5 separate regions of the Mus musculus genome follow, and all the other regions are linked to region 4. Evidence: chromatin loops called from intact Hi-C (ENCODE). Cell type or tissue: heart. All regions are shown on one strand. Links, peaks and the distances in the headings refer to the core of each region. The heading gives the core; the rest is flanking DNA.

What was found. Hi-C counts contacts between places; a loop is a spot of excess contacts. Peaks named below come from ENCODE experiments on the same cell type or tissue, not always from the same donor. Only the 100,000 strongest peaks of a DNase experiment are listed, where the experiment ranks them.
Region 1: a loop joins it to region 4, with 7 times the contacts of the local background. A loop is called at or near these places in 37 of 42 quality-filtered maps.
Region 2: a loop joins it to region 4, with 2.8 times the contacts of the local background. A loop is called at or near these places in 5 of 42 quality-filtered maps.
Region 3: it touches region 4 in a loop (5-fold over the local background); 5 of 42 quality-filtered maps call a loop at or near these places.
Region 5: a loop joins it to region 4, with 10 times the contacts of the local background. A loop is called at or near these places in 37 of 42 quality-filtered maps.

What each region holds. Positions count from the first base shown.
Region 1 is chr2:32,401,279-32,407,477 of GRCm38, forward strand. Ptges2 (prostaglandin E synthase 2) reads left to right here. Exons shown (of 7, transcript NM_133783.2): 6 at 209-326; 7 at 898-1,462. The coding sequence ends at 1,050. It also overlaps the pseudogene Gm13413. Among named protein-coding and RNA genes, the nearest start is that of Ptges2, 8.5 kb to the left of the region's middle. In heart, for the core only: a CTCF peak has its summit at 3,610 (motif pointing left); DNase peaks (open chromatin) are centred at 3,352 and 3,633.
Region 2 is chr2:32,421,286-32,427,484 of GRCm38, forward strand. Slc25a25 (solute carrier family 25 (mitochondrial carrier, phosphate carrier), member 25) reads right to left here. Exons shown (of 10, transcript NM_001164357.1): 2 at 188-314; 3 at 18-105. Among named protein-coding and RNA genes, the nearest start is that of Naif1, 26 kb to the right of the region's middle. In heart, for the core only: a CTCF peak has its summit at 2,729; DNase peaks (open chromatin) are centred at 752, 2,426, 2,836 and 3,238; H3K4me3 peaks cover 1,782 bases; H3K27ac peaks cover 2,977 bases.
Region 3 is chr2:32,349,822-32,356,020 of GRCm38, forward strand. Dnm1 (dynamin 1) reads right to left here and starts at 3,508. Exons shown (of 23, transcript NM_001301737.1): 1 at 3,228-3,508. The coding sequence starts at 3,388. It overlaps Gm39787 (a long non-coding RNA gene), which reads left to right and starts at 5,938. Exons shown (of 2, transcript XR_866125.1): 1 at 5,938-6,199. It also overlaps the pseudogene Gm52590. In heart, for the core only: no CTCF peak of the experiment used is centred there; DNase peaks (open chromatin) are centred at 833, 2,620, 3,030, 3,530 and 4 weaker places; H3K4me3 peaks cover 2,205 bases; H3K27ac peaks cover 2,209 bases; H3K27me3 peaks cover 2,212 bases.
Region 4 is chr2:32,485,578-32,491,776 of GRCm38, forward strand. No RefSeq gene overlaps it. Among named protein-coding and RNA genes, the nearest start is that of Slc25a25, 37 kb to the left of the region's middle. In heart, for the core only: CTCF peaks have their summits at 1,834 and 3,278 (motif pointing right); DNase peaks (open chromatin) are centred at 1,704 and 3,294; H3K27ac peaks cover 1,448 bases.
Region 5 is chr2:32,563,277-32,569,475 of GRCm38, forward strand. It overlaps Fam102a (family with sequence similarity 102, member A), which reads left to right. Exons shown (of 11, transcript NM_153560.4): 5 at 143-189; 6 at 326-483; 7 at 2,125-2,229; 8 at 2,312-2,528; 9 at 2,993-3,114; 10 at 3,212-3,281; 11 at 4,119-6,199. The coding sequence ends at 4,164. Among named protein-coding and RNA genes, the nearest start is that of Dpm2, 4.5 kb to the right of the region's middle. In heart, for the core only: a CTCF peak has its summit at 3,609 (motif pointing left); DNase peaks (open chromatin) are centred at 3,307, 3,577, 3,875, 5,065 and 1 weaker place; H3K27ac peaks cover 480 bases.

The sequences.
Region 1 (6,199 bases), core at 842-5,841, 84 kb before region 4:
TGTGCCCTCTACTTCTGTCTCCTTGTCAGGGTCCCTTTTCATCTTGAGCCACACACTATCACTCGAGGGTCATTTACTCAGTGATGTAGGGACCGTCCCCTCACCTAGGGCCACCCCAGTCACCCTGTCTTTCTGCTTTATGCAGAGGAGGCTGTGCTCATGCGGGCCTGGGAAGGAGTCCCCTGACCCAACCGTTCTCTCTACCCAGGCACCACCTGCAGGATGATGTACGGGTAGACCTCTATGAAGCAGCCAACAAGTGGGTGACAGCCGTGGGTAAAGACCGGCCATTCATGGGGGGTCAGAAGCCTAACCTTGCTGACCTGGTACGTCTGATGGTGAAAGAGTGACCTGCCTTTGGGTAGGGACAGTGGGGAAGGGAAAGCCCGGGGAAGGCCCGCCTTTTGCAGCTCCCTGCTCCCCAAAGGAACTGTGTCTGTTTTCCGTGTGTGTGTGTGTGTGTGTGTGTGTGTGTGTGTGTGTGTGTGTGTGTGTGTGTGTGTGTGTGTGTGTGCATGCGTGTGTGTTGTCAGGGGAAAAGCAAAAGCAAACAGCTTCCATGGTTCTCATACCTGCAAGGCTCTTGAAGGAAGGTTCAGGCTGGGCAGGATCCAGGGGCCTAAGTTGGAGTGGCATGGCCTAGGCTTCCTGTCCAATGTCCTAGCTCAGTCGCTGCATGCATGGGCTCTAGGCCTTAACCTGCAAGTCTCACTGGCCTGGTGTTAGACCCTATCCCTGAGCAGTCTTGTAAGTTAGCCTTGGTCTGACCAAATGCCGAGATATCTCCTCTTCAAAATCCTACACAACTGGCAGCAGCCAGGCAGTGTGGATGCCTCATCTGAGGCCTTGGTGCCCCCACGGCCCCAGTGCAGTGACTGGTCCTTGATCCCTCCCTAGGCAGTGTATGGTGTGCTGCGAGTGATGGAGGGTCTGGAGGCCTTCGACGACCTGATGCGACACTCACACATCCAGCCTTGGTACCTGCGGATGGAGCGGGCCATTGAAGAAGCCCCCTCGGTGCATCATGTCAACCCTAGCTGCAAAGACTAGTTGCTAGGGACACAAGACCTGGACCAGCCCCTGGCTGTGCTCACAGAGGGCAGAGTCATTTTGTCTCTGGTCCACCTAGCCCCCAGTTCTCTGCTTCTGATACTGGACATTTCTAGGGCCCTTGACGCTGAGGACAAGGCCCAAACTTACAGCTGTTCTGTGGGTAAAGGGTCTGGGGTCTCAAAGGCCTACCCTTCAACCCCAGTTCAGAGGCCTGGTCCCCTAACAGGGACTCCTTTTCAACTCTGCTAGGGCCCAGTCCCTTGTTGACAGGGATCAGACTGGCTCCTGCCCTGGAGGAGGGGAAGGCAGTGTGTTAACAAAGCCCCGCCCACATGCCTCCAGGTTTCAGCTCTTCGAAGGTGCCCCTGGGACTATTGTATTTGTAATAAAGGAGAGGTCTGCCACCCCCTCTGGTCTGACAATGGTGCTGCTGGCGCTGCCACGGCAGGCTGTATTAGCCCTGGTGCCTCTGCCGTGGAGTTGGTGCCCACTGAACATCACCAGGATTTGGTGTTAGTCTGATTATGTTCCCCACTGACCATGGCGCTCTGGGCAGTGATGTTCCTGTCCAAGCCTCCATCTGTCAAATGGGTACATTGATAGTCCTGCCTCTGAGAAAGTTGTGGGGAAATTGGGTATGGGAGCACACGCTTGTAATCCCCACAACCTGAGGTGGGAGTAGGGGTTTAGTCTGGGGTTGCGGCATGAGACCCTGTCTCCCAAAGACAGAGTGGGTCTGCAGGCGCAGCTCAGTGGGTAGCATGCTGTCTCAGCACATATAAAGCCCTGGTTTCCACCCGGGCTGTCATTTATGCAGGGTGTGGTAATGCGCACTTAGTGATCCTGGCAGGAGGCAGGAAGATCAGAAGTTCTAAATCACCTTCATTCATATTGAGCTTGAGGCCAGCTTCAAAATACAAAACACCCAACGATGTCACCGTGGGATGAGGAGGTTGGGGGATGGGTACAGGTCAAGTCCACATTAGGACACCAGGCCCAACAAGGCCAGGTATATAAACCTCTGCTGTACAATTAGGGGCTGTGCCCCAGAGATACTGCTGAGGGTCCCTCAGGCAGCCTGTGGTCGACCCAGGTTGGGACAGTCCGTAGAATCTTGTTTTGTTTTTTTAATGTGTACGGGTTTTTGCTTGCATACGTGTCTGCACCATGTATATGCCTGGTGCCTGTGGAGTTGGAAGAAATCTTCAGATCCCCTAAGACTGGAGTTAAGATGGTTGTGAGCCAACAAACCTTCATCTCTCCATCCTTGCATTCTGTGGGTTGCAAAGCCATGGGGTGGTAGGGAGGGGCAGAGGAGCAAGATTGGGGTAGAGCATAGCCAAACCCCAAGCCTGCATGTCCCAGCACTTAGCCTGTACCCCCACCATTGCCCCCCGGAGGAGGTCATGTAGTCCAATGGCCGTGTTAAACTCCCTCTCCCCTTAAAAGGTCATGTCCAGCAGCACTTGAATTTCATTCTTATGCAGATGAGGTATCCTCAGAATTCACAGGTTGTGAGGTTGCAGTTGCAGGTGATCTGCTGCTACAGGTAGGGAAGCAGAGCCTGAACAGCAGCATCCCTGTTCCCAGCCTCCATGTCCCCTCTCAAGGCTCTGTCAACTGCTGTTCCCTGGTACCTCGAGGAGGCCGACTCACCCCTCAATCCCACTGTACCCAAGGAAGCAGCTGGTATACACATTGCCTTAGTAATGATTTCACTGCTGTGAACAGACACCATGACGGAGACAACTCTCATGAGGACAACATTTAATTGGAGCTGGCTTATAGGTACAGCACTGAGTCCATTATCATCAAGGCAGGAACATGGCAACCTCCAGGCAGGCGTGGAGCAGGAGGAACTGAGAGGAGACTCATCTGGGAGATGAAAGTCTTTCATCTTCATCTGAAAGCTGCTAGCAGAATACTGCCTTCCAGGCAGCTAGGATGAGGGTCTTAAAGGGCATGCCCACAGTGACACACCTACTCCAACAGGGCCACACCTGCTAATATACGAACCACCACACACATATTGTGGTGAGATGTCTCCTCACTAGGACACCATAGCCCATAGCCCGGGAAATCCCACTGCTGGTAGCCTGTGTTCTCCATGCTCCTGCACTGGATCAGTTGTGTCTCGCCTTGGCTCCCCCTTGAAGTCATCTGAGTTGTGTTTCGCCTTGGCTTCCCCTTGAGGTCATCTGATTTAGGAAGCAGGTAGGTTGTGTCTCAGGTATCAGACATACCCTCTCTCCTCATCTCCACAGACATGATGTTCGTGTTTTCTTCTGCCTCTGCATTCCACAGAGAGCAGAAGGGCTGGTGGAGCCAGGGGAATCAAACCTGAGTGTTTTCCCCAGAGGTTGCTGTAGGTGGAAGAAGACTGCACTGGCTGGCCGGTGATGAAAACCCCAAGGACCATGCTAGCCAGACTGGCTTCCTATGACTTTAATGGAGAAAGACTGAAGTGGCCACACTCACTAGGCCTAGCAAGCTTACCTTTCTTCTTTTAGCGTGCTTCCCACAGCCACCAGGAGGCACTAGAGAGCCTACAAAGCCTTCAGGAGATGGAAGGAACATGGTGCTGCCACCTTGTGGCCAATTTCAGGTTTGGTTAGGTGATCTTCATTGTCCAAATAGATGTCTGGGCTGATAGCTCCAGCATTTAAGCATTTGGAGATAAGTAGGAAAAATCACATTTCACAGGGGTCAGAACTGTCCCAGGGACCAGTGCCTGGTCTCTGTCATGTTCACTCTAAGTCTCCTGTGGTCTGCTTTTGAGAAAGCTCTCTGTAGCCCAGGCTGGGCTGGAACCTGCCATATAACCTGGGATGACCTCGAACTTGTACCTCCTCCAATCTCCTAAGCGTTGGGATTATAGATGTACATCATGTTGCCCATAGTCTTGGCTGAGCAGAGTTTGGGCCTCTGTCCTCTCTTGGTTGCGACCTTGGGCAAGCCTCATTCCTCCGGGGAACTGGCATCAGTGAGCATCTGTGGGGTTGGTGAGGTTGGGGTCCAGAGGTGTTTGGAAGATGCTGCAGGCTTGTGTATAATCAGTGACATCAGCTCTCTGCCTCAGAATAACATCCCTGTGTGTACTGGATGGTTTTGTGTGTCACTTAGGCACAAGCTGGAGTCATTGCAGAGAAAGGAGCCTCCCTTGAGGAAATGCCTCCATGAGATCTAGCTGTAAGGTATTTTCTCAATTAGTGACCAATATGGGAGGCCCAGCCCGTCGTGGGTGATGTCACCCCTGGGCTGGTGGACCTGAGTTCTATAAGAAAGCAGGTTGAGCAAGCCAGTAACATCCCTCCATGGCCTCTGCATCAGCTCCTGCTCCACATTCCCACTCCAGATTCTTGCTCCTTGAGTTCCTGTCCTGACTTCCTTTGGTGATGAACAGCAGTATGGAAGTGTAAGCCAAATAAACCCTTTCCTCCCCAACTTGCTTTTTGGTCATGGTGTTTTGTCACAGCAATAAAACCCTGACTAAGACATTATGTTTCTCAGCACTGAGTCAAGGACACCGGAAAATCCTGGAGAATCCTGAGAACGAGATACTTCCTTCATGGTAGAGAGAGAGAGAGAGAGAGAGAGAGAGAGAGAGAGAGAGAGAGAGAGCCCCCAGGGAGGGCTAAGGGATTTTTCCTGTTTTTGTCAAATTTCCACTTAAAAATATTTAGAAGATGCTTTCCTCTGGCGGCAGCCATCAGGTGAGCCAAGATGGGTGCATACAAATACATCCTGGAGCTATGGAGAAAGAAGCAGTCCTATGTGATGCGCTTTCTTCTGAGGGTCCGCTGCTGGCAATACCGCCAGTTGCACAGGGCTCCCCGCCCCACCCGGCCTGATAAAGCTCAAAGACTGGGGTACAAGGCTAAGCAAAGCTATGTCATTTACAGGATTCATGTCCGCCGTGGTGGTCGTAAACGCCCAGTTCCTAAGGGTGCAACTTATGGCAAGCCTGTCCACCATGGTGTTAACCAGCTGAAATTTGTCCGAAGCCTTCAGTCTGTTGCTGAGGAGAGCTGGGCGTCATTGTGGGGCTTTGAGAGTCCTGAATTCCTACTGGGTTGGTGAATATTCCACATATAAATTTTTTGAGGTTATCCTCATTGATCCGTTCCATAAAGCTATCAGAAGAAATCCTGACACCCAGTGGATCACCAAACCAGTCCACAAACACAGAGATGCGTGGGCTGACATCTGCTGGCCGAAAGAGCTGTGGCCTTGGAAAGGGCCACAAGTTCCACCACACTATTGGTGGTTCCCACCGTGCAGCCTGGAGAAGGCGCAATACTCTCCAGCTCCACCATTACCGCTAATACACATGATATTTGTAAAATTCATATCCAATAAACAATTTAGGACAGTCAAAAAATATTTAGAAGAACTATCTTAAAGTATTGAGCACATACATGTGCACGTGCTTGTGCGAGTGTGTGTGCGCATGCGTATGGAGGCAAGGAGCATCCGTTGCACACACACACACACCCAGGAGCTGGAGAGTGTCATTGTAAGCTCCCTGACATGGGTGCTGAAAACTGAACCTGGGTCTTCTGTAAGAGCAGTCTTGTGTTAACCACAGAGCCAACCAATTGTCTGGTTCTCCAGTGCGCCATGTTCCCTGGACATCACTTCTACTGTTTTTAACCCAATAGGAAGGGTTTCGGTGGGTGGGCATGCTTGGTGGTACCAGAGAATGAGTACCTTTCTGTTTGTCTTTTGAGACAAGATCTGGAACTCAGTGTGTAGCTCCGCTGGCCTCATACATACTTTGCTTTACAGCGTCCCGAGTGCTAGGGTTATTAGTGTGTGGTTACACGCTGTGGGATCCCTATGTAGGATCCCCTTTGAGCTGACTCAAAGCTCGTCATCCCCAGAACATGTTGCACTTGATGTCCTGAAGGGAATTTCTAGGTGGGATCAAACTGCTGACTTCGAGATGGAGAGATTTGTCTAGGCAGGCTCTAAAAGCAATCAAGAGAGGCAGGCAGAATGCCAGGTAGTGTGTCACAAAACTGTAAACCCAGAACACCAGGAAGTAAAACCCAGGAAGATCAGAAGTTCAAGGTCATCTTCTTCCTCTACAAGGTGAGTTTGAGGGCAGCCTGAGCTACATTAGAAATATAAAGCAAATAGACAG
Region 2 (6,199 bases), core at 641-5,640, 64 kb before region 4:
TCACCACACTCACTCACCTCTTAAGAATCTTCTCCGCCTGCTGTTCCGAGATCTTGACACCCAGGTCCCGCAGGGACTGCATGATCTCCTGAGCATCGATTCGACCTGTGACAACGAGAACCATTAGCAGGGTCCAGCATTCAGTAAGCTAAGGCCTGCCCGGCAGAGAAGCTATAGCTAAACTCACCATCATTCTTTTTGTCCAGACTCTTGAACACCAGCCTCAGTTTTTTCTCATGATCTTGGAGGTAATGTACAAACTCTTCAAAGTCCAGTTGCCCATCAAGGTCCTTGTCACCTGCTTGCACAATTTTCTAGAGAACCAAAATAAGGACTTGAGATGTTGCTCACTAGCCTCTTATCACAACAGGAAATAACTGTTCTCCACAATGACCCAAGATGTCCTATCTCTAAGGCTCTATCAGCCCATGGGAATCCTAGGCATCATGTCAATCTCCCCATATACCCATAGGCTATCCAGAAGCCAAGCAAGGCCCACCTTGCTCTGGTGAGGAGATACTCCTAGGAGAAAGCTTTGAGAGGCCAGCAGGGCAGCCAGGTGCTTGCTCTTTCCAACATTCCCCAGACCAGCTTGTTACACAGCCAGCGGCTTGGCTCTCCTACAGACGCACTCCTGGCTGAGAGCTGGGGATAGCCTTGGAATCTAGAGTCCCTTAGGAACCCTGCTACTTGCTCCATCCCCTGTGTGGCATTAACCCACTAAGAATTTGGTGATGAGGGTAAAGGTTCAGACAATGCCTACTTGGCAGAAACATTGCCAGGGAACACTCTGGAGGGTGTGAGACAGACAGGAGGAGCCAAGGGCAACTATTCTTGAGCTCATGCGTGACGGTACTGCCATTCTGGTCCTTGGTCTCAGGGATACCAGCTCTAACCAAGCCCAGATTCCCAACCAGGCACTGAACGCCAGCCAGGTTAGCTTTACTAGTTTAGTGACGCAAGGCTTTAAGAGACCCTGATCTGCAGCAGCGCCCGTCTTAGGTGAGCTCTGCCTGGCAGCTGTAACACCAGCTGCATGCAAAGCAGCTGGAGCTTCTCCACTCAGTGGGGAATGGGGTATGCAAAAGCTTTACTGAGGTCTGTCCGTCTGTCTGTCTATCTAATTTATTGGGGAGAGCACTTTAAATCCAAAACAGAGAATCTCCTAAGGAAAATGTTTCTTGGTTTTCTCATGGACAAATCCATTCACTGTTCAAGTTAACACGCTAGGTCAAAGAGTTTTAAGCTAGGGTTTAGAAACTGATGGACCACGGGCTAGCTTGCAGTCCAAATGTGGTCATCATGTTTCCCCTCTTACTTAGCCACTGGTTTTTTGCGGGGAGAGTAGACATTTATCTCAAGGAGCCAACCATGTGAAGGGTTGAGGTTGGCATGTGGGATAGATTGAACACATCTTATCTGCTAACTGGGATTAACTTCTTGCCAACATCTGTGCTCTTAGCCAAGGGTCACCACCCCAGATGTCAAGTAGAAGGGAAAAGTCTATATGCCATTCAGGAAGGAGGCACACAGAACTCTTATCTTTTGTCCCTAGGCTATCTACCATCAAAGTACTCTATTCTGGGGTAATGCCACATGACACAGACCACCCACAACTGTGCATACTGTACCCTATTTAAAAATATTCTCTAACAGTTAGTCCTGTATCTGTGGGGATGGTGATGCACACTATAATCCCAGCACTAGAGAGGCTGAGGCAGGAGGACATCTGAGAGTTTGAGGTCATCCTGGTCTACACACCAAGACCTTGTCTGAAGAAATGCCAACTGTGGTGGCACATGGCTTTAATTCCAACACTAGGGAGTCAGAGAAAGGTAGATCTCTTTGAGTACCAGGCCAGCCAGAGATACATAGAGACATTGTTTTAAAAAGCAGGGAGGGGGAAAGAAGACTTGCTTTTTCCCCCTTTACAGCCACTCCAACTCCATTCTATGTGTCTCCATTCTGAGATGCACAAAACCACACACCAGCACTGGGGACAGCATGAAATTTAGTGCATCAAAGTAAACCCCAAAGCCAGGTTCAGTTTCTCATCAGAAAAGGGCCAGGCTCACCGTTGGCATCCTGTTTCCTGGGGTACCTAAGCACTTGAAAGTCTAAGAGTGAAGACCGCCCTAGCCTCTCTTTCCCAGAGTGCCTCTACACTCTGCCCTGGAGTCACAAGAACAAACGTCCCACAGCAGTGAGACAGTCCAGGACTCTATGACATCCTGTACATTTTAGGGGCCTGCATCTGTACCAATCTCCTATCTAGAGATTCCATCTCCCACAAGTGCCTTCCCTCCCAGCCCAGGAAATTACACAAAACCCAGCCATTCCCATGACAGTGACGTACAACTGCTGGCTACAGCCACAAAGGGCTGGGGAAACACCTACATTTCAGACATTCTTTTCTCTAGGCCAGGAAGTCATGCCTAGGTACCATTCATCTCTCCACTCAAAACCAGTCCCTGCCTGCCTCTCATGGCACCCACTCAGCATACAGACCTGCTTCCATTGGCGGTATGTGGAGAACTCTTGAGAGGGGATAAAGACACTGAGTTTGAAGATGGATTTCAGCTCGGCAGGAAGCCCCTTGGACTCAAAGTACTGGAACTCAGTCTGAGCCGCCCCGGCGATGGGCACATACAGGCACAGGCAGAGCATGCTGGTGAGACCGGTTGCTCAGCCACCGCCAGGAGCAAGTACTAGCAGAAGTCAAGAGTGGGAAATGCCGGTATTCCCAGGAAACTAGCACCAGATATACCGGCCCCTGCTGTCACTGGCTGCTTAAGTCCTGCCCTTTTACTTAATTGAAAAAAAAAAATCCGCCCACTGTAAGTGCAGCCAGCAGCCAATAAGCACAGTCCTCAGTAGCCGGCAGTATCAGGTTGCTCAAGAGCAGAAGAGCAAAGATCAGGACTGACGTCACTGCTTGCAGAGTTAACTCTTGGAGCCCAGGCAGCAGGCACTGCCTAGGGTTGCAGTCCCATGCCCAAACAAACCTTTACCCCGGCAGTCAACCCCTCCAAATAAACAGTCAAGTGTCTGTTTTCATACAAGGTCCTCAAATGCGTCACACAATATAGCAGCTTTCTCTTCTTAGTAAATCATTCCCAATTGAAAACAGTGAAAATAGAGACTGCATCAGAGATGTTGAAAATTGACCCAGACTACTGAGAGAGACATCTGAATGCCAAGTCCTCAGCTGTCCTGGAACACAGACCCAAGAATCCACAAGTATTCAGTGCCTGGGAATCGCTTCCATCAATCACTGGGGTTAGCCAAGGCTGAGACTTATACTTGTCAAAGCCCACTGAAAACACTTGAAACCTTGGTCTGATGGTAGCCCTGAGAATTCTGCTTTACCACCCTGAATGAAGCCTTTTAAAGTGAACTCCAATTAAATGAACCAGGCTTATCGGCTCACAACTACAGTCCTAGCTAGCATAAAGGAGGATCTCCAGTTTTGAGGCCCTCCTAAACGACATATTAAACCTGTCTAAAACAGGGTGGGATGGAGGCTCGGGGGTAGAATGCTCTGAGTTTATCTGGACTAATTGGGAAGTACCTGTTTGTCACACAGAAGGCTCTGAGTTTATCTGGACTAATTGGGAAGTGCCTGAGAGATTAGTAAAGTACACCTCTGGGTGTGTCCATGTAATTCCAGAGAAGATTAACCAAGTTCGGGGATTTACCCTGAGAGCAGAATGGGACTCCAGAAGGAATAAGCCGGTAGAGCAGAAAGCCAGCTGCTGTAGGCTTGCTCCCTTCTCTCTGACTCCTGGCCATCATGATGGAGCCAAGACAAACCCTTCCTCCCTTAAACTGTTTCACAATAACATAAATCTGACCAGTTGTTGGGCATGGAGACCCAGGCTGGTAATCCTAGCCCTCAGAAGGCCAAACAGGAGGACTGTTGAGAGTTCAAAGCTAGCCTGGGCTACAGTGTAAGACTATCTCAGAAACTAATAAAATGACTAGAACAAGACTTACTCACCAGCTGGAAGAGAGAATGAAATAAAACTGGACCCCTCGCCTACGCTCACTGAAAATGCTTGTTATGTGGTTGTCGCCAATCCCATTACCACAGTTGTCTACCGCCAACCCAGCGAGAGATCCACACTTTAAAGAGTGCTGGAAGGATCTGATTTTTTATTTTACTTTAAAATTTGTAACTCTGTGTGTGTGTGTGTGTGTGTGTGTGTGTGTGTGTGTTGTGGGCTGTTGTACACAGGCTTGTGCATGCAGTGTCCTCAGAGGCCAGAGGCACCAGATTCCCTAGAACTACATTTACAGGTGGTTGTGAGAAGCAGGGTGTGGGTGCTGCAAACTCAGGTCTTCTGCAAAGAAGCACATGCTCTCTCTGCTGAGCTCCCAGCCCCAGATACATCATTGCTGAGGAGGAGTCTTTCCATGCCTGCCTGCAAATTCCTCCCGGCCCTAGAGATGAGTTGCTGAGGGCGAGATCACGTCACTGTGACAGGACGGATTGGTTCCACCCCCATTCCTTCTACAATGTATCCTCCATCCATCTCTTCCTAATATAGACTAAGCCTTCTTACTCCTCGGATGCATTAAAATGGAAAGCTACCATTTGGGGATCAGCAAAAGTGAAAGGATTTTCAGAGTGGTGGTGGCACATGCCTTTAATCCCAGCCCTCTGGAGGCAGAGGCAGGCAGATTTCTGAGTTCGAGGCCAGCCTGGTCTACAAAGCGAGTTCCAGGACAGTCAGGGCTATACAGAGAAACCCTGTCTTGAAACCCCCCCCCCCAAAAAAAAAAAGAGAGAGAGAGAGAGATATGCTGAATCATTGTATATGTATAACACTGAAACAGAATCTAACAAACAGGGCACTTTAGGTTCTCTGAGACTTGAGTTTGTAAATGCAGGCCTTGGAGTGCCCTGAAGGCTTTATCCAGGCAGATTCTTGCTCAGATTCAGCCACCAATGAAATTGTCCAATCCAGAAGGTTCTGCTTTGGAGCTATTCTAGCACACATGTGAAGTCTACTGCTGGAGTCCTAAAGACAGAGGCTTTAGTGTATGCCCTGGCCTTCACCCACCTCTTGCCTGACTCACAGAAGGGGCTTTGCAAGAAGTTTCTGGGTGAAGGCTGGTGAGTTGGCTCATCAGCAGGTAAAGCTACTTGTCATCAAGCCTGACCACTTAGTTCAATTCCTGGGACACATGGTGGAGAGAGCAGGTACCTACCTGTTGTCCTCCAACCTTGGAGCAGAGCACACACACGCAGACACACAAAAATTTAAATGGGCTGGAGAAATGGCTCAGAGATTAGCAGCACTTGCTGTTCTTCCTGAGGACCTGGGTTCAATTCCCAGCACTCACATGATTCACAAACATCTGTAAATCCAGTTCCAGGGAATCTAACACTCTGTGGTCTCCAAGAGCATCAGGCATGCACATGGTGCGTGGACATACATACAGGCCAAACACTCACACATATAAAATAAAAATAATTAAAAAGGAATTTCTAGTTGGCGGTGGTGGTGGTGGTGTCAATGGTGGTACACACCTTTAATCCCAGCACTCAGGAGGTAGAAACAGGCAGATCTCTGTGAATTCATGGCCAGCCTGATTTACAGAGTGAGTTCCAGGACAGCCAAGGATACACAGAGAAACTCTGTCTTGAAAAACAAAGAAACAGGGCTGGAGAGATGGCTCAGTGGTTAAGAACACTGACTGCCCTTCCAGAGGTCCTGAGTTCAATTCCCAACAACCACATCGTGGCTCACAACTGTCTGTAATGAGATTAGATGCCCTCTTCTGGTGTGTTTGAAGACAGCAATAGTGACCTCACATACATTAAAAAAAATTATATATAAAGGAATGTTCTCTGAAATGCCCTGAAAGTGATTATTATCAGCATGTCATTTCACAATGATACCTCAATTCTATTTCAGCTTTAGCTTTGTTTCATTTTCTATGGTGATGGGGCCTGAACCCAGGACCCTGAATGTCAGGCAAGTGCTCTACAACTGAGCCACACCCACATTTCCAATAAGGGTTTTTTTTGTTGTTGATTTTGTTTTTTTTAATTTTGAGATAGTTTCTCTAGGTAGCCTGGGCTGGCCTTGCACTCAGAATCTTCTACCTTGGCCTTCCAAGTGCTGAAATTATAGACATGAACCACCATTAGTTTAGTAACTCTGGACACTCTTTCCTTTGCCACTGTGGT
Region 3 (6,199 bases), core at 695-5,694, 140 kb before region 4:
TATGCACACCACCCCACTGGCCCCTAAGGGCAGATCCTCAGGGTCTCCTGATCGCATGATGCCATCACCCCTGACCCTGAAGTCACCCTGGATTCCTGCTCAGCCCCTCCCACTCCCTCTCCTGTCTATCAGCCAGTGGGACCTGGCCCCACACAGATCTAAGCCCACATTCTCCGGCATCCCTGGAGGGGTGTCCTTAGACGTGGCTCTTGCCTCCTTCCTGTCTCCCATTTGTCAGAAGCATCTCAGGTCACCCTACCACTCCAAGGATCTTGAAAACAAACCAAATCCCTCGCCATGGCCTGAGGGCTCACAGATGGAGGTCCTGTCTACACCTGTCCCACCGTTCCTGCCTAAACCTTGTGGTGCCTGTTTGTATCTCAAACTGACCCTTTCCTGCCCCAGGCCCTTTGAACTGCTGTTCACTGGCCTGGGATTATTTTCTCCCAGCTTCTCACATAGCTTGGCCCTGCTTGGTTTTCCTGGGTGCAACCTTCCTCTAAGACCTTCTGAGCCCTCCGTGTGAAAGGCAGCCCAACTCCTGGGAGACAGAGTGCAGCTTACAGGTGTCTCGGTTTCTCTCTCTAGAATGCACAGCTTCACCAAAGACTCTCTAGTGTGACCGCTGTGGACCTTCCAAGAATGACAGCTAAATGACTGAGTGAGCTGGCCTCTGTAAAGGGAAGGGAAAGGAACAGCAGAGACTCAGACAAGACCTAGCAGGGTCCCGGACAGCTGCTGGGTCACCTCCATTGCAGAGCTGACACGAGGTCCTCCTGGATGCCTGGGAGCCTGCCTGGCCTGAATTGGCTTGTTTCCTCTAGGGAGTTTCCCACTTCCTCTCCGTGGGGGTTTGGCGCTCTGAAAGGCCCAGGAGAAAGAGCTGTTGTTACCATGTTCACGAGTCTGGGGACCCAGAGCTAGGCAGAGAGGTAGGGAATCTGTGAGGTCGGTCACGGGTGGGGCTGGCTGGAGCCTGACCCCACCCCTAGCCTCAGTACTGCTGCTGCTCATTTTGTGGCTTCTTCACTAGCTTTTAAGGGCTAACAAGCCTGCCCGCTTGCTCCTCCTCCGTCCCAGACCTGCATCTGGGCATCTTCCACGCCCTCCTGGCTGGAGCAGCGGCCTCTCGACAGGTCAACAGTTGTGGCTATCACCTGCTGTGGTCTGGGCTGGGTACTGCACTGGGCAAAACGTCATGGACAGGTTCCCAGTCTCTAGACTCTCAAAGCGTCTCTCTTCCATGGATTTAGCAAATGGCTTTTGTACTGGTTTAGGAGGTCCGGGTAAGCTTCCAGGGGTCCCCATTCTACAAATGGGAAATCAGATGTCTACACTCCAATCAGTCCCCATGACCAATGCAGGATCAAGATGGAGTCTGACAGGTGTCACTCTTTGGGAATATGTGACCTTGAGAAAAGCATCTAATTTCAGTTGCCCGTCTATAGGGTGGACACCACTGTGTTTGCATCACAGGGGCTACAGCAAAGCAGGGAAGGGCTCCAGTTTGCACCCCCTAACTAGAGCACACAGTCTGGCTTAGAACAGCAAATGCTCAGAGCATGGGAGATGGGGCTGTGGTATGCACACTGTAAAGTGCACGACACCCCTCCACGGCCCTGTCTTCAGGGCGCTGGACATTCCTCCATCCCCAACAGCCCTGACTGCTGGACCCCCGGGAAGGGGCTCATCTATATGGTTTCTTGCCTGTATCTGCAGCTCTGGGGTCACATGATCCAGAGACAGCTGCTCCTCTCTGCTGACAAGACAGACAGAGCTACTTCCACTGTGGCACGTCTACATCTCACCACTACATGGTTCTCACTCAGGCCCCCTTCCTCCCGCCACCCCACCCCCACCCCGGGGTGGGTTCACAGTGGCTTCCCAGGACGTGTAAGTGGTGGCATCAACCCTCCAGTCTGTCCATACTACACTGAGGTTTGGTAAAGGCAAGTGACTTGCCCAAGGTTTTCCAGCAGCACCTGGCTTAGACCCAGCTGTCACCCCACAGAATGCTTGTTCCTCTCTGGAAGGAGGGGCCGCCGCCGCCTCCCTCTCCCTCACGCCTGTCATTTCCTTAGCCATGAAGGTCATTGCAAGAAAGCAAGACTTTCTAGAAAGATGAGAGCTTGCACCTAGCGGGTGAGGGGTCAAGGTTAGCACTGGTGCATCCTCTCTGGTCCTGGCAGTCCCCTTCCCAGAGTGCACCTGAGCTTAGAATGAGCTGCTCTTTCTAAGAACCAGAAATGCCACTTCTGTCTTCCCTAGCTCCAAAGGAGCCTAGGGAGGTGGTGCGGAGGGGGGTCACGACCCTGCTTGCCCCCTCTAAGTCCAAGACCCTTTGTCTCTAAGGCTCTCCTCCACTCTGCCACCTGGCCTTCCCAGAGCCTTGTGGGATCAGAGGCCAGAGGAGGATTAGGTTCTGCAATGGCTCACCACCCCCCTCCTCGCCATCCTGCCTCCTGGACTTAGTCATCTCTGCCCTCTGCCGCCTTTTCTCTCCATCACAACCCTTCTGCCAGGCCAGGGGAGGAGGACGCTGACAAGCAGCCCCTTCCCAAGGGGTGCAGCGAAGGCAGGCTGCTCCGTAGAGGCTCACAGGCCGCTTCTCCTCCCGCTGCCATCCCCCCCCTTCCTTTCCTCGCACCGCAGCCCGCGCCTCCCCCTCTGCCTCTCTGCGCACGGATGGCGGCGGGAGCCGCAGAGGTGTGTGTGTGTGTGTGTGTGTGTGTGTGTGTGTGTGTGTGTGTGTGTGTGTGCGCGCGCGCGCGCGCGCGCCTGTGCGTGTGCGGGGTGGGGGGGTTGTGCCTGGTCTCCGATGCCTATGGGGCTGTGTCCTTTTCTAGGGACTGGGGGAGGGGGCTGTCCCCTGTCACGACCAGGAATTCCCATGGGGTCAGAGCGGGTTCCAAGGAGCCCAGGAAGGGGATATTGCCCTCTGGGTGCTCTCAGCTCCCAGTGAGGCGCTGAGTAATGTGGGCCCCCTCGGTGAGGGTATTGGCGATCAAGGACAGCTCTCTGCCGAGGTCGCTCTACAGACGATGGGGTGAACGAGGGGGCGTGAGTGGGGGGACTCCACTGATATCCGCGGGCTGGCGGGGGCGCTGCGGACCCCAGGACTCAAGCGGGGGGCGGGGGCGCTCGGTCCGCTAGAGCAGCGCCCAGACCGTCGGATCCCGGGGTGGGGACCCGGGGCACCGTGATGCGGGTGTCCGCGCCGCTCCTACCTGCCCACGAAATTCTCCAGCACCGAGCTCTTGCCGGCGCTCTGGCCGCCTACCACGGCGATCTGCGGCAGGTCGAGGTCCGCGTTCTGGCCGATGGCGGAGAAGGCGTCCTGTAACCGGTTAACCAGCGGGATGAGGTCTTCCATGCCGCGGTTGCCCATGGTTGCGGCGGGCCCGGCGGGCTGCGATCCGGCCGCCGCTCCTGCTCTGGCTCTTGGCCCCCGGCTTCGCGGCTGCAGCCGAATATCCCGACTGCGTGCGCCGCGGGTCCCCCGCCCCTCGGGGATCCGAGCGGAGCGCTTCTCCAGGCCGCCGCTAGATGGCGCGCGGGGATTCGCGGACTGGTCACTATGCGCAGACGCAACGCGGGGCGCCATGGGTGTTGTCGTTTTCTTCTTCTGCGGCTTTCGGGAGACTTACCTGTGTTTCTGGGATACGGATGCTGCACCGAAGATAATACTTTTGGTGATGGCTAGGGGTGCTAACTCTAGAAATGGGCTAGTATGTGGTGGTCATGATTACTTCATTTCAGCAGTTATTCCCAGTGGAGAAACTGAGGCCTTAGAGGGAAGATCTGGCACCCACAGGCTGCTGCAGTCAGCTGACCAAAGTCAACCCTAGTCCACTTAGCCTTTCTAGTCTAGGTTCTGACACTAATCAAAAATCTGCAGCATATTCCTTCCTATCCTGGGGCCTCAGTGTTTCTGGTTCTAGGAGGAAGAAAGAAAAACCATTGATTCAACAAATTACCAGGAGCCCATGATAAGCTAGACCCCTTCCTAAGTTTACAGACACAAAACTCGGCAGAACAGCTAGGGACTTTACACTCAGAGATCTTACAGGTGGTGGGATAGACGGGACACAGAAGAGCGTTTGTACTAGAAGAAACAGAGAAAACCAACAGGGCTTGGAAAGTCACATTAGCCAGAAGGGGGCAAAGGTTTTCCAAAGAAATTACCTTTGAAAGGGAACCTAACTGATAAGAAGGGGCCCGACACCCTGATGGAGTGGACAGGAAGTGCAAAGGCCCCAATACCTAGGAAGTGCTGCCGAGGAGAGGCAAAAGTTCTTGTCTTGAACTCTAAGGCTCCAAGAGGATGAGCGCCAGGCCCAGAGTGGCAAATAGTGCTATTCAAACCAGGGGTTCTTGCAGCCATACTTGCCTGTCCTTTTCACACAGACAGATAGTTGGATCTAGGTTCGGCTACTCACTTTTGCATCAAGAAGGACCTAGTTAGGACTCCTGACAAAGAAGCCAAGAAAGAGAGGGTTATCGGGTCACTTCTATGTTCTGAGACTAGGGAAGTGCCCTAGGCATTAGAGACTATCCATTTTTTTCACCCACTGAATGTGTGGTTGCTGAGCAGGCTAGCTCCCGCTAGACCCCAGAGACAAGGCAGTGACAAGCCACCTACAAGTGGCTCAAAGTCAAGTGGAAAAGGGAGGGGTCATATGCCAATAAATATGACTCTTTCCGGGGGTGATGAGTGGAGAGCAGGGCTGGGGCAGGGCTTGTGTTGTTAACTCATACAGGATAATAATGCTGGAACAGAGACTAGAAGTGTGTGGACCATGAGCCCAGTGAGAAGGGATTTCCAGTTAGGGGAGAACCACCCAGACCTTACCTCTGGGTCATTTCTGGGTCATAGCTATCTAATCTGTAGAGTTGGCACAATGACAAAATAGAATGTCTGTGTGAGGCCCAGCCCAGACCTGGTGTGCATTGACCCTCATTAACAACCATGCCAACCACATCAGAAATCCAGGAGCTGAAACACCAGCCCCAATACCCCTCATCCAGAGCCGCTATTCTCAGCCAGCCTAGAGAGGACAGGGATGTGAGCCAAGGTGACCAGCACCATCAAGTTAGGCTGGGCATACAGTTTGAAGATGTCTGTCTGGACCATTGCAACTGAGCTTTTGTTATTCTTCTTTATCCTTCTGAGGGGAAAGTGTGACTCTAGTGCTCCACTGCTACAAATAGTGCAGTTGAGTTTCCCCACATTTGGGGACCTCACAGGGTCAGCACACCTTGGGAAAACCACTTTCTAGATCATGACGTCTCTCCTGCCAGCTAAGTATTATGATTTCACCCCTTAAACACAGTGGTAAAACTTACTGTTAAAACCACACTCTCGGGCTGGTGAGATGGCTCAGTGGTTAAGAGCACTGACTGCTCTTCCAAAGGTCATGAGTTCAAATCCCAGCAACCACATGGTGGCTCACAACCATCCGTAAGGAGATCTGACTCTCTCTTCTGGAGTGTCTGAAGTCAGCTACAGTGTACTTACATATAATTAAAAAAAGAAAGAAAGGGGGCTGGTGAGATGGCTCAGTGGGTAAGAGCACCCGACTGCTCTTCCGAAGGTCCGGAGTTCAAATCCCAGCAACCACATGGTGGCTCACAACCATCCGTAATGAGATCTGGCGCCCTCTTCTGGAGTGTCTGAAGACAGCTACAGTGTACTTACATATAATAAATAAATAAATCTAAAAAAAAAAATAAAAAAAAAAAAAAGAAAGAAAGAAAGAAAGAAAGAAAGAAAGAAAGAAAGAAAGAAAGAAAGAGAGAAAGAAAGAAAGAACACTCTCACTGAGCGTGGTGGTGCACACCTTTAATCCCAGCACTCGGGAGGCAGAGGCAAGTGGATTTCTGAGTTCAAAGCCAGCCTGGTCTTCAAAGTGAGTTCCAGGACAGCCAGAGCTATACAGAGAAACCCTGTCTCCAAAAAAAAAAAAACCACACTCTCCAGAAGTATTTGAAAGCCTCAGGGCTATCTTCCCATCTTTGGGTCAGTGTTAGAGCTGAGAGTTCATTCTGTAGCCTACCTTTTATCTTTACAAAATGAGATTGTGCTAGCTGCCCTGTGATACTTAATCCTGGAGCCACTGGGACATGGTGGGAAGTTGGTCAGAAATCCGGGCCTCACCCAGGACATTGTGTGTCACAACTTGAGTGTAACAGGGACCAA
Region 4 (6,199 bases), core at 353-5,352:
TCCCATGTCTACCAGACTACTTTCTGTGCCTTGAAGTCTTATTGGTGGATTGAGTGAAACAAGGCTTCACTGTGTAGCCCAGACTAGCCTGGAGCTCCTGATCTTCTTGCCTTGATCTTCTGAGTGCTAGGATTACAGGAGCATGAACTAATTGATTTATTTTCTGTATGGGAGTACACTGTAGCTGGACAGACAGTTGTGACAGACAGATGGTTGTGAGACATCATGTAGTTGCTCTGTCTCCACTCACTCCTGCCCAAAGATTTATTTATTATTATATGTGAGTACACTGTAGCTGTCTTCAGACACACCAGAAGAGGGTTTCAGATGGCTCATTACGGATGGTTGTGAGTCATCATGTGGCTGCTGGGATTTGAACTCATGACCTATGGAAGATTAGTCGGCGCTCTTAACCGCTGAGCCCTCTCTCCAGCCCCTGAGCTAATTCTTATATTGCAATGTTTTTCTCAGTCTGAAACTCAGCAGTGCCCCTCCTTCACTGTATTTTGGAGGCTGATTCCAACAGATCAACCCCATTCTAGCATCCATCTCTAGCTCCTGTCTTCTCATCCATCCCATGCCAGCCACACTGGCCGCTTGTCACGGCATGAAGCCCTAACTTTCTACCTCCAGCCGCAGGATGCTTTCTTTTCTGGCCTCTGCCTCTCACATTGTCTCTCTCCCCAGTTGGCTCCTCACAGCTCCTGTGTTATCAAAGTAGTTGTCTGGGTAAGTACTAGCACCGGAGACTTATCTGTAGGAGAAAGTGTGGGCCTGACCTGGCAGCCAGCCTGCCCGGCACATGGCACTTCTAAATAAGAAGCACGGTGTACCATGCTCATGAGTATGCCCAGAAGTCAGAACAGAGGATTCTGAAGTAGCCTGACAGTTGGGAGCTGGCCTGCTGAGGCTGCCCTCTCCACATCTCTTTTTATGTGCTTCTCTCGCACCGAGATCCTGGTGGTATGGGCGCTCACTGTCCAGTCTGAGGTAATGTGCTAACCAGTCACAGACGATAGCTTCCGCGATATGAGTGCTTGCTGGTGTGTAATACAGCAGATGCTGTTCCCTGAAGCCCTGTCCAGAGTGATTTACTGACATCTCTGCATCCTTTACTGACCAGTAGGCATTGCAGTCTTATCTAGGGACACCCCGGTGATGACAGCATGTCACCCACCTACCCAACCATGTGTTGATGGGATTTAGAACTGGGACTCTGGTGAAATGACCCCGGCTAGATGAGCTAAGTACTGGGCTCTCGCTGCAGTATTGCTGCTTTCTGAGGAGAGTCGGAGGGGATGGAGATGCGGCTCAGCTGGCAAAGTGTTTACTGCGCAAGCATGAGGACCCAAGCTCTATTCCCAGGTGGTTCATGTGCCCATAATCCTACCACTGGCTAGGATTCCTGCGCTAAGTGCCTGCCAGTCTAGCTGATTTGACAAGCTCTAGATTCAGAAGGAAACCCTCTCAAAAAAATAAGGTAGGCAGAGGTTGAGGAGGACACCTGCTAATAACCTCCAGCCTCCACAGACCCCTGTACTCATATGTGTGTTCATGTACAGGGTCACCTGCCCATACAGAGGACTGTATTGCGGCTGGAGAGATAGCCCAGTGATTAAGAACTCTTTTGTTCTTGCAGAGGACTGGTTCATTTCCTAGCACCCACGTGCAGTGGCTCACAACTACCTGGAACTCCATCCAGTTCCTGATGAGCCTCCGCCCTCTTCTGGCCTCTGAGGGTACTGCATGTAGATGATGCACAGACAGGCTGGCCCAAACACCCACACACAGGAACTTAAAACATAATAAATCTTTAAAAAAAAATGTGTGGAGCTGAAGAGATTTCTTGGTGGTTGAGAGCACTGGCTGCTCTTGCATGATACATAATCATGTATGTACAATCATGATTCCAGCATTCTCATGACAGCTAAAGACTGTTGTAAGTTCCGCTTCCTAAAGCATCTGGCGCCCTCTTCTGGCCTTCTTAAGTACTGCGTGATCTTGGGGTACTTTCATACATGCACTCAAAACACCAAAAGACATAAAAAGAAAATAAACATTGCTGGGTATAGTGGCACAAGCCTTTAATCCCTGCAATTGGGATGCAGAAGCAGGCAGATCCCAGATCTCTATGAGTTCAAAGTCAGCCTGATCTACTTAGTAAAGTTCCAAGACAGCCAGGGCTACATAGTGAGTCCCTGCCTCATAAGTAAATAACAACAAAAATAAACAAAAGTCGCCCGGCATGGCGCACGCCTTTAATCCCAGCACTCGGGAGGCAGAAGCAGGCGGATTTCTGAGTTCAAGGCCAGCCTGGTCTACAGAGTGAGTTCCAGGACAGCCAGGGCTACACAGAGAAACCCTGTCTCGAAAAAAACCACAAATAAATAAATAAATAAATAAATAAATAAATAAAAATTTAAAAGTCTTTGGAAATTTATATATATGTGTGTGTGTGTGTCTTTTAGATTTACTATTCACTGTGTATGTCTGCGTGATGGCACAGAGTGTGTGCCACCACACATGTGTCACACTGCACGTGTGTGGAAGTCACCTCCTTGCACCAGTGACTTCCTGGGATCAGGTTCAGTTTCCCAGGCTTGAATGTAAGTCCTTCACCCCTGAGCAGTCTGGGAACTGAACCCAGGTCCTCAGCAAGGGCAGCACAGGCCATCTCTTAGACCCCACCCTTCACGGTGTTCCACGTAGCCCAGTCTGCTGAACCTGGCCTTGAACTCCTGATCATTCTGCCTATATCTCCCAGGTGCTGAGTTACAGGTATGTGCTCACCAAGCCTAGCTCAAAATAAATGTCCAAATGATAAGGAAAGGAGCTGAGATATATGTGTGTACACTACATGTATGTTATATTTACCTGCATATAATATATATATATTGTGTGTATATATAATGTATATATATTATATGCATATATTTGCTGGTGGTGGTGGTTGGTTGGTTTGGATTTTTTGAAACGGGGTTTCTCTGTGGCCTGGTTGTCCTGGAACTCACTTTATTGACCAAGCTGGCCTTGAACTCAGAGCTCTACCTGCCTTTTAACACCCCCACCCCTTCTGCCACCTGCCCCGAGTGCTGAGTTTAAAGGAGTGTTCCACCATGCCCGACAGTGCTGTTATATTTTAACAGGAGGCATTTTTCTTTTTTTAGGCAATGAAATGAATGATACATTTTTCAAGTAACCCAGTCTGGCTCCAGCCTGGGCCTGCAGGAGGCATTGTGACTAATTTGCCAGGACCGGGACTAGCAGAAACTGTCGGCTGTGAACCTCTCTGTCCTGTAGGTGGCGGTAGAGAAACCGTACCAAGCCTCAAGCTCAGCTCCAGCTGGAGGGAGAGCTCTGGTGGCTAGCCCAGGGGGCTGTCCTAGGTGCAAAGAGAGCTCAGGAAAAGAAGTCAGGGTCCCCACCCATCCTAGACCAGATTCTAGGCCTCAGTTTCCCCTACAGTGCTCAGAGTGCTTAGAGACTCCAAAGGTTCTAGACCTGCTCAGCCCAGGAAGCATCTGCGCCCCTGACGACCATGTTCCTGTCCGATCTTGCCACTCACCCCTCCCTCCCCTGGGTGGTAATGTTCTCCTTACCCCCTCGAAGGGGAAACTGAGGCTCCAAAAGATTAAATGACCTTCCAAAGTGAAGCACGGTGTGCGGTCAGAGCAAGAAAAAAAAGCTCACTGCCTTCTCACAGGGGATCCACAGAGCAGGCAGGGTTCTCTCCCGAAGAAGCGCTTGCTGAGGCTGGAGGCGGCTCACTGGGAAAGGCGCTTGACACAAAGTCTGACACTCTGAGCCCCAGGGTCTACATGGTGGAAGAAGATGGATGGTGAACCAACTCCTGAAAGCCAACCTGTAGAATGCTTACACACACACACACACACACACACACACACACACACACCAACGTAAAAAATGAAAATCATTGATTTATTGGAGAGGAAATAGAAAAAATAAACCAATAAAATGGGGGGGGGCGTTTAAAGCCATTTATCAATGGCTTTAAACAGAATAGGTAAATCAGCAGAAAAATACTTGTTAAATCTATCTCTGACGAAAGATTCAGATCTCAAAGATGCAACTAATGCTTCAGCTCAGCAAAACAGCTTAGTTTGACAGATTGGCAAAATGGGTCTTGAGCGGTTAAGAGCACTTGTTGCTCTTGGAGAGGACCAGGTTTGATTTCCAGCCCCCACGTCAGCTCACAAGCACCTGTAGATGGTTCAGTTCCAGGGAATCTGTTTTGACCTCTTTGGCAGTCAGACACGCATGTAGTATTGTATTAATCAGGGTTCTCTAGAGTCACAGAACTTATAGTCTTTATATAGTAAGGGAATTTATTGATGACTTACACTCTGCAGTCCAACTCCCAACAATGGTTCAGTAGTAGCTGTGAATGGAAGTCCAAGGATCTAGCAGTTGCTCAGTCCCACACGGCAAGCAGGTGAATGATACTCCCTTCTTCCAATGTCCTTACATGGTCTCCAGCAGAAGGTGTAGCCTAGAGTAAAGGTGTGGTGGCACCACACTTTTAATCCCAGATGACCTTGAACTCAGAGATCTCCCTGTCTTAATCTTCTGGAATCCATAGCTACTATGCCTCAAGATCTCCATACCAAGATCTAGATCAGACACTTCTATCTCCCAGCCTCCAGATTAGGGTCACTGGTAAGCCTTCCAATTCTGGATTGTAGTTCATTCCAAATATAGTCAAGTTGACAACCAGGAATAGCCACTACAGGTGTGCAGGATCACACAGGCAAAACACTCATGCACATAAAATAATCTAAAACCAAAAACTGCTTGTTCTTCAAGGGCCAAAGTCAGGCACATGCCTGTTGAAGAGCCACCAGTGCTTCTAGTCACTGAGCCATCTCTGAGACAGAATCTCATTCAGGAACCTAAGCTGGTCTTGAACCCATGACTGTCCTCTTCCCTAGTCTCAGAAGTGCTGGAGTTGCAGAGGTGGCACCCTGCCCAGCTAGTCTGTTCTTGTTTATTGCTGAATAGTGTTCCACTAGGACACACCCTGTGGAATGAACATCAGCAAGGGCTCTTGGGAGATGAAAACAGGAGAAAGTCAGCATGGCCTACATAGCCCTTCTAAGCCCACCAGAACTACAAGATCTTATCTAATATAAATATATAATATGTGATTATATATAATTATTTATATATGTACATTTATATACACATGTATATAAATAATTATACATAGATTATATAATTGTGGTGGTTTAAATATGCTTGGCCTATGGGAAGTGGCACTATTAGGAGGAGTGGCCTTGTTGGAGTGGGTGTGGCCTTGTTGGAGGAAGTTCATCATTGTGGGGGTGGGCTTTGAGATCCTATGCTCAAGCTCCACCCAGTGTGGAAGAGAGTCTCCTTCTGCTGCCTTCTGATCAAGATGTAGAATTCTTGGCTCTTCCAGCACCATGCCTGACTGGATGCTGCCATGCTCCCACCTTGATGATAATGGGCTGAACCTCTGAACCTGTAAGCCAGCCCCAATGAAATGTTTGCCTTTATAAGAGTTGCTTTGGCCATGGTGTTTCTTCACAGCAATAAAATTCTAAGACAACAATATATATTATTATAATGTAATTATTATAATATATTATATAACACACACACACATTCCCAGCACCTAAATGGCAGTGACAACTGTTGGTGAATCCAGTTCCAGGGGATCTGACAGCTTCTTCCAGCCTCTATAGGCACCAGGCACTCATGTGGTGAATAGACATACACCACATATAGGATCTCTGTGAGTTCAAAGCCAGCTTGGTCAGCATAGTGAGTTCCATGACAGCTAGAGCTACACAGTGATACACACACACACACACACACACACACACACACATATATACGCACACACACATATATATATACACACACACATATACACACACAAACACACATATTCATACACCCACGTGTATATGCTAACATATATATAACTAATATATATATATAACTAATATATATTAATATATACATTATATAGGTATATAATACAGATCCTATTAATATATAATATGTATACATAATGTTATGTGTACATTAATATTTATATATATTAGATATAAACCAACAAAGATCACCTTCCTGTGTCGGTTATTTTCCTGTTGCTATGACAAAGCATCCTAGCCAAAGCTTCTTTTTTTCTTTTTCTTTTTGGTTTTTCGAG
Region 5 (6,199 bases), core at 513-5,512, 78 kb after region 4:
CTAATAGCGCCATTTCCTAGGCCAAGCATACACAGACCACCACAGCAGGTGACATGGGAAGGGACAGAGTTGGGACCAGAGCTCAGAGGCTGCCCTGAGTTGGTGTTAGCAGCTGGTAATGATGTCTACCTTCTACCCTTAGGTCACCATTGGCATGTTCCTGCTCTCTGGGGACCCCTGTTTCAAGACGTGAGTGTCATCCTGGCTATAAGTGGGAACGGGGGCTATGAGATAGTCTTTCTTTCTTCAGGTTCTGGGGTACCCCTGGCTCCGCTTGATTCTGAAATTGGAGCACCCCAGTCACATACCCCTCTGTCCTCCTAAGGCCACCGTCTACCGCCAAATCCATCTCCATCCCGGGCCAGGACTCCTCCCTGCAGCTGACGTGTAAAGGTGGTGGGACCAGCAGCGGTGGCAGCAGCAGCACCAATTCCCTAACTGGATCCCGGCCCCCCAAGACCCGGCCCACCATCCTGGGCTCAGGTACCATCTTCATCTGCTTATCTCTCCCCTGCCTATGACCACCTTCTCCCCTGAACATTCTGTCCCAGGAAAATGCTTATCAAGAGGTAGGTGCAGGCATGGTAGGCAAGATGTCTTCACTCACAAGACAGAGACAAAAGGATCTGTGAGTTCCAGGCCAGCCAGGGCTATCAGTGAGACCTTGTTTCAAAAAGAGGGTGATAGGGTGGTAGAAGGGGCAGCGTGCTTCTGCTGGTTCTGCCATTGATCGTGAGTGAATACCATGATAGCTTCAACCCCACATACCCTCCTAGAGCTACTCAGTACTGGGAGGTGGAGAAGCCCCAAGGTGAATAGTGAGCAGATAGCACATGTCTGGAGCTGGCCCTCCAGACCTGAGACCTAGGGTAGACCTAACTACCAGGGCTTGGCTTTTCCCTACGCCCAGCTTTCTTGCAGACCCAGCATCCAGGGGAGGTCCAGTGCAGAAAGCTGCTGTTGCTACCTGCCTTGACTTGCTGTGTATAGGCAGAGGGGCTTCCCGGCACCATTGTGCTCTCTGTCTTATGGAGGCTGGTGAGCAGAGGAGACAAGGTTATCTCAGCACAGGAGTTGCCCTTGAGTAAACAGTTCTGTTCTGGGCAGAGTAGTACTTGAAGACCCATGTGTCTTAGCAGCTGGTTCCCCTGCCTGCCACATGCACAAAACATGTTGAGAACCTGAGCTGGCTTAGCCCATGTGTATCATCCCAGAGTGGGAAGGTAGAGGCAAGAGGATCTGAAGTTCAATCTACATAGTAAATTCAAAGCTGGCCTGGACTACAGAGGACCCTATCTTAAAATAAAAAATGGGCATGGTGGTGCACATCTTTCATCCCAGACGTCAGAGGCAGGTGGATCTCTGAGTTAGAGGCAGCTTGGTCTTTATCATGAGTTTTAGGTCATTTGCCGAGTGAGACCCTATCTCAAAAGACCAAACAAAACCCTACATGGCTTTGGTTGGAATCCGGGCAGACCAGATTTCATCCAGTAGCCTGGTTGTTTATACACGCTCATCTCCAGTGGAGGAGGAAAGGGTGAGTCCGGTCCTCCCCTTCTGTGTTGGTTGGCAGGACTCGGATGTATGCATTCTAGGTCCATGCCTAGGCCCACCTAGTTCTCTTGTGTTTACAGCTGGGGAGCACAAGGGAAGTTTGCTTTGAAATGACCTGGAGCATCCTCCACCCAGACCTACCCTTTTCCCAGATTTGTCCCTGAACCCAAGCTCTTGTCAGTTTTAAGGCCTTTAGTATGCCATCCCACATGGAAGACCCTGTGCCTGCTGCCTGCGTCTCCCCTCCTTGGTGTCCTAACACGGCATTAGGTGGTCTGGGAAGAGCCTTCCCTGATCCACAGACTGACCAGGCCTTGCACGTGTGCTGCTTTAGCGTCACACCACTCACCATGATTGTAGATAACTGGCTAAAGGTCTGTGACAGATGTATTCCCAACAGCTGTGGAATGGGTTACCTGGGTACCGAGAGTAGCATGTGGCTTATAGCAGATTGCTGCTTCTCTAGCCCTTGGTCTTCAGTCTGCAGAATGGAGTCACAGTGCCCCATGGAAGGCTTGTTGAGGTTACAAGTGAGGTAGCACCTTAATGGAGCTTTGCGCCTCTCCCCAGGACTACCAGAGGAGCCAGACCAGAGCCTGTCCAGTCCTGAGGAGGTGTTCCACTCTGGCCACTCCCGCAACTCCAGCTATGCCAGCCAGCAGTCCAAGCTATCTGGTGAGTGGTCGGGACCTAACCCTGGGACCTCCCACAGCCCTGGGCCCCTGTGATCACCTCCCCAATATTGTCCACCCCCCAGGCTACAGTACAGAGCACTCTCGCTCCTCCAGCCTGTCTGACTTGACACACCGCAGAAATACATCCACCAGCAGCAGCGCCTCTGGTGGCCTCAGTATGGCTGTAGAGGGTCCTGAGGGCATGGAGAGGGAGCATCGGCCCTCTGAGAAGCCACCTCGGCCTCCTGAGAAGCCCCCACGCCCCCCACGCCCCTTGCATCTATCAGATCGCTCTTTTCGGTGAGTCTCATTGTTTGGGGCTGCCTGGTAAACAGTTATTCCAGTGCTCCCTTCAGTGCTCCCTTCAGTGCTCCCTGCAGTGCTCCCTCCAGCTCTTTGCATCTGCCCACACAGGGTTAGACAGAGTAGAGTCTCCATCTCAGCGTGCCAAATGATTATGCTGTAACCAAGGGCTGAGTGTAAAAGTGCTGCCGGGGGTGGGTCTGTGTGTAATGTGTATAGACACGACACACCTTGTCTGAGCACACAGGTAGTTTGGCTTCAGGGAGGCTCCTTAGCCCCTTAGTCCTAGTCTGTTGCTTGTCAGCACCCTCCCCTGAGATGAATGAGGTGAAAGGGTGGCTAAAGTGAAGTGCATAATGGGGTGTGCATAAAATGCTTTAGAGTTGTAGGTGCTGGGAGCATACTTGTCTTGCTGCTGAACTTGTCACTGTGCCGTCATAATTCTGTCCCTCTCCCCCAAGGCGAAAGAAAGACTCTGTGGAGAGCCACCCAACCTGGGTAGATGACACTCGAATTGATGCAGACGACATTGTGGAGAAGATAATGCAGAGCCAGGACTTCACTGATGGCAGCAACACTGAGGGTGAGCTGCTCACTCCAAGCCAGCTGGGGTAAGGGTGGCCTCCAGAGGCTGTCCCTGTCTGTCCCTCTTAGCCTCATCCTCCCTTTTGTCCCCACAGACAGTAACCTTCGGCTGTTCGTGAGCCGTGATGGCTCCACCACACTGAGCGGCATTCAGCTGGGCAACAGGTAGGGGCGGGGACAGGGAGGTGAGACAACCATGGGATCCCCAGCTTCAAACATTCTTGTTACCAGTGACCTTGGGCCCCACCACCTTCAGAGTCCTTTGCTAACTATGCCTTCCCATAGGCCTTTGTACAAAGTGATCTGCAGTATTTATGGTTCCCCAGGCCTTTGAGGCAGTGAGTGAGAGTAGTGTCCAGTGTGCAGGGGCGTCCTGGGGCGTTTCCTTGTGTTCCTGGGAGCTAGGAACATGTCTTTGGAACTTCTGCATCCAGAGCACAAAAACTTTGGAGTATGTCTTGTGCTGCTCTGCTGACCCCTGTTGGCTGAGACTAGAAATTACAACCACCCTCTCCCATCAGTCCTGGGCTGCCTAGGGTGGAAGAGCAAGAAACCACAGGAACCTCCTTAGGCCATTTGCAAAATGAGAAGCCAAGATTGGAGGAGGGAAACTAACCTGGAGGAGAATAGATGTGGCCCCTTCCCTTTCTCCTGCCTTCTTAATGAATCTTAGCAGTCCTCCAAACCTGTTTTCATTTGTCAGATGACACAGGGAACAGTTTCTCCTTGCCAGGGTCACTATGAGAGGACTGGTCCACCCAGGTGGGTACACAGCAGGTGTCCAGAGGGGACCAGGCACAGCTGTGGACCCCACCATCACCACCACCACTACCAACTCTGATGCTATTTCTGTCACCCTGAGCAAATGACTGAACACCTCTGGGGCCTCAGTTTCTGCCGGACTGTTAAAGACTGGCAGAGTAACTGCATGTGAAGCTCTCTGGCCAGGGGATTGCTCGGCAACTGCAATTTCTCAACTGCTCACCTTTCTCCACCCTGCAGAGTCTCCTCGGGAGTCTACGAGCCAGTCGTAATTGAGAGCCACTGAGGGACCCAGGAGTCCGGCTGAAGAAGGGTCCTGCCATCTCTGGCACCCAGGCCCGTGGCATTCCTGGAGGATCTGCTCTGCATTGCATCTGTGCCTCCTCTTACTCTAGCCACACTGGCCCCCAAAGCGTCATTCCATTTTCCTCCCATCCACCCTGGAACCACTGGTCCTGGGTGCCACTGTGAATATTGTCCTCCGAACCACTAGAAAATGGGGCAAGATGGAGCTGGCCAGGACTGCCCTGACTGGAGAGGACCTGGGCCCAGCAAAGGACACAGCCATTCCATGTTGGGTGCTTGTGGCCTGCCCCATCCCTCCATCCCCCACGACCCACTTCAGGAGCAGCAGCTTCAGCCAGGCTGACGGGGCACTTGCTCCATTGTCCCTGCCCTTCACGAGCTGGGCCACCCCAGAACCCTGCCACCTGTGACCCTCTGCTTACTGCTTCACTGTCTTTTCTCTATCCTGAGGAGACCTGCAGGCAGCTCTCTCCTGGGAGCTAAGACCTCAAACCCCACACTCTGGATTGAGACCCCACCTCCTTAACTGTCCTCCTGCTGCCCTGCAGCCTGCACTTTGCACATGCTTGTCCCCAGCACAGCCACCGGCCCTTGCCCTTCTCCAGACCTCCTGGGTGCTGTCTGCTGTGCAACCAGACCTAGGGTACAGTCGCCCGGCTGGAACGTGGCACTACCCCTTCCCTCTAATTAACCCCAAACTCAGACCCAAGACCGGAGCCTAGAAGGGCCTGAGCATCATGGTTCCATCTGCCCAGGGCTGGGTCCTGAGCAGCTGGCCTTCCTGCAGGAAAGGAAGGACGAGGCCCAGCCGTGCTGGGTAAGCAAAGGCCTTTTCCCCTGCTCTCATGTCAGCCGGCCTGGGCTGGGTTCCAGGCTAGAGAGTCAGCCAGGTGGCCTGTGACTGGGTGAACTGGAGCTGGCTTCCTGCCAGACGAGCCTCAGCCCTCCTGGGCAAGGGGTGTGCTTTCCCTGGGGAGTCTTCCCCCTACTACTCACCCTCTTGGTACCTCCCCAACCCCAGCACTTTCTGTCCTATAATTTGCTTAAGGAGAGTATAGGCTGCCAGCTCAGCCCTGGATAAATTCCCACCCCCTTAAGTTTCACTCACTTTGTATCAACCCAGCAGGCTGGTGTTTCCTTGGCCCCTTAAGGTGTTTTTCCTCCTGAGTTCACAGTTCTTGTATTCCTTCCACCCCAACAAGGGGAGATAGGTGCCTCTGTTCCCCATTCCACCTGCACCCCAGCAGGGCTGGGGATAGGCGAGTATGGGACATTGTTTCTGTGGGTGGGGATGGCTGGACTCCCCAGGTTGGGAAGGTCCTTGCCTAGTTTGTGTCTTCCTCAGCTAGCAAAAGTTGGGGCTGTGGTCTTAGAGCTGCCTGGTGTCAGGACCAGATCATTTCTATAGGTTCTGTAGCCGTTGTTTTAATCAGCAGATGAATGTTAGAAGATGCTGCCAAGGCAAGGCAGAACATGGCTAGAGAAGGTTCCGGCAGCTCAGATTCCATCCTGCCCAGCAGGTGCCTGGCACTTTAAGGGACTCTGGCAGCTCTGTTCCTAGGTGAGGTGACCACCAGAAGATGGACAGAGCCCTAGTGTGCTTGTCTACTACCTTCCCCAGTCAGCATTGTTTTGGTCTAGTTCTAAATTCCAGGGCTCCAAACCAAGCAGTTGGTACTGTCAGGAAGACTGCCCCAAACCAAGAGCCCCTGCCTAACTCAAGCCAAGGTCTGGGACTGGATGGCCACTCCAGTAGACGAGAGCTGCCACATCCTCTGCTTCCAGGCACTGGGCCAGGATAACTTAGCTGAAAACATGACCACAACCAAATGAACACTGGTGGCAGCCAGAGGCTAAGAGCCTTTCCTCCTGCGCTCAGTGATCCCCACGGGTGCCCAGAGCACCTGGACTTCAAATTCTATATACAAAGATAGAGGATATATTAGAGGTATTTTTGAAAAGGAATTGGTCTATGCAATGCCAGTTTGGGACCTGTAAGACAGTTTAATGTTTCT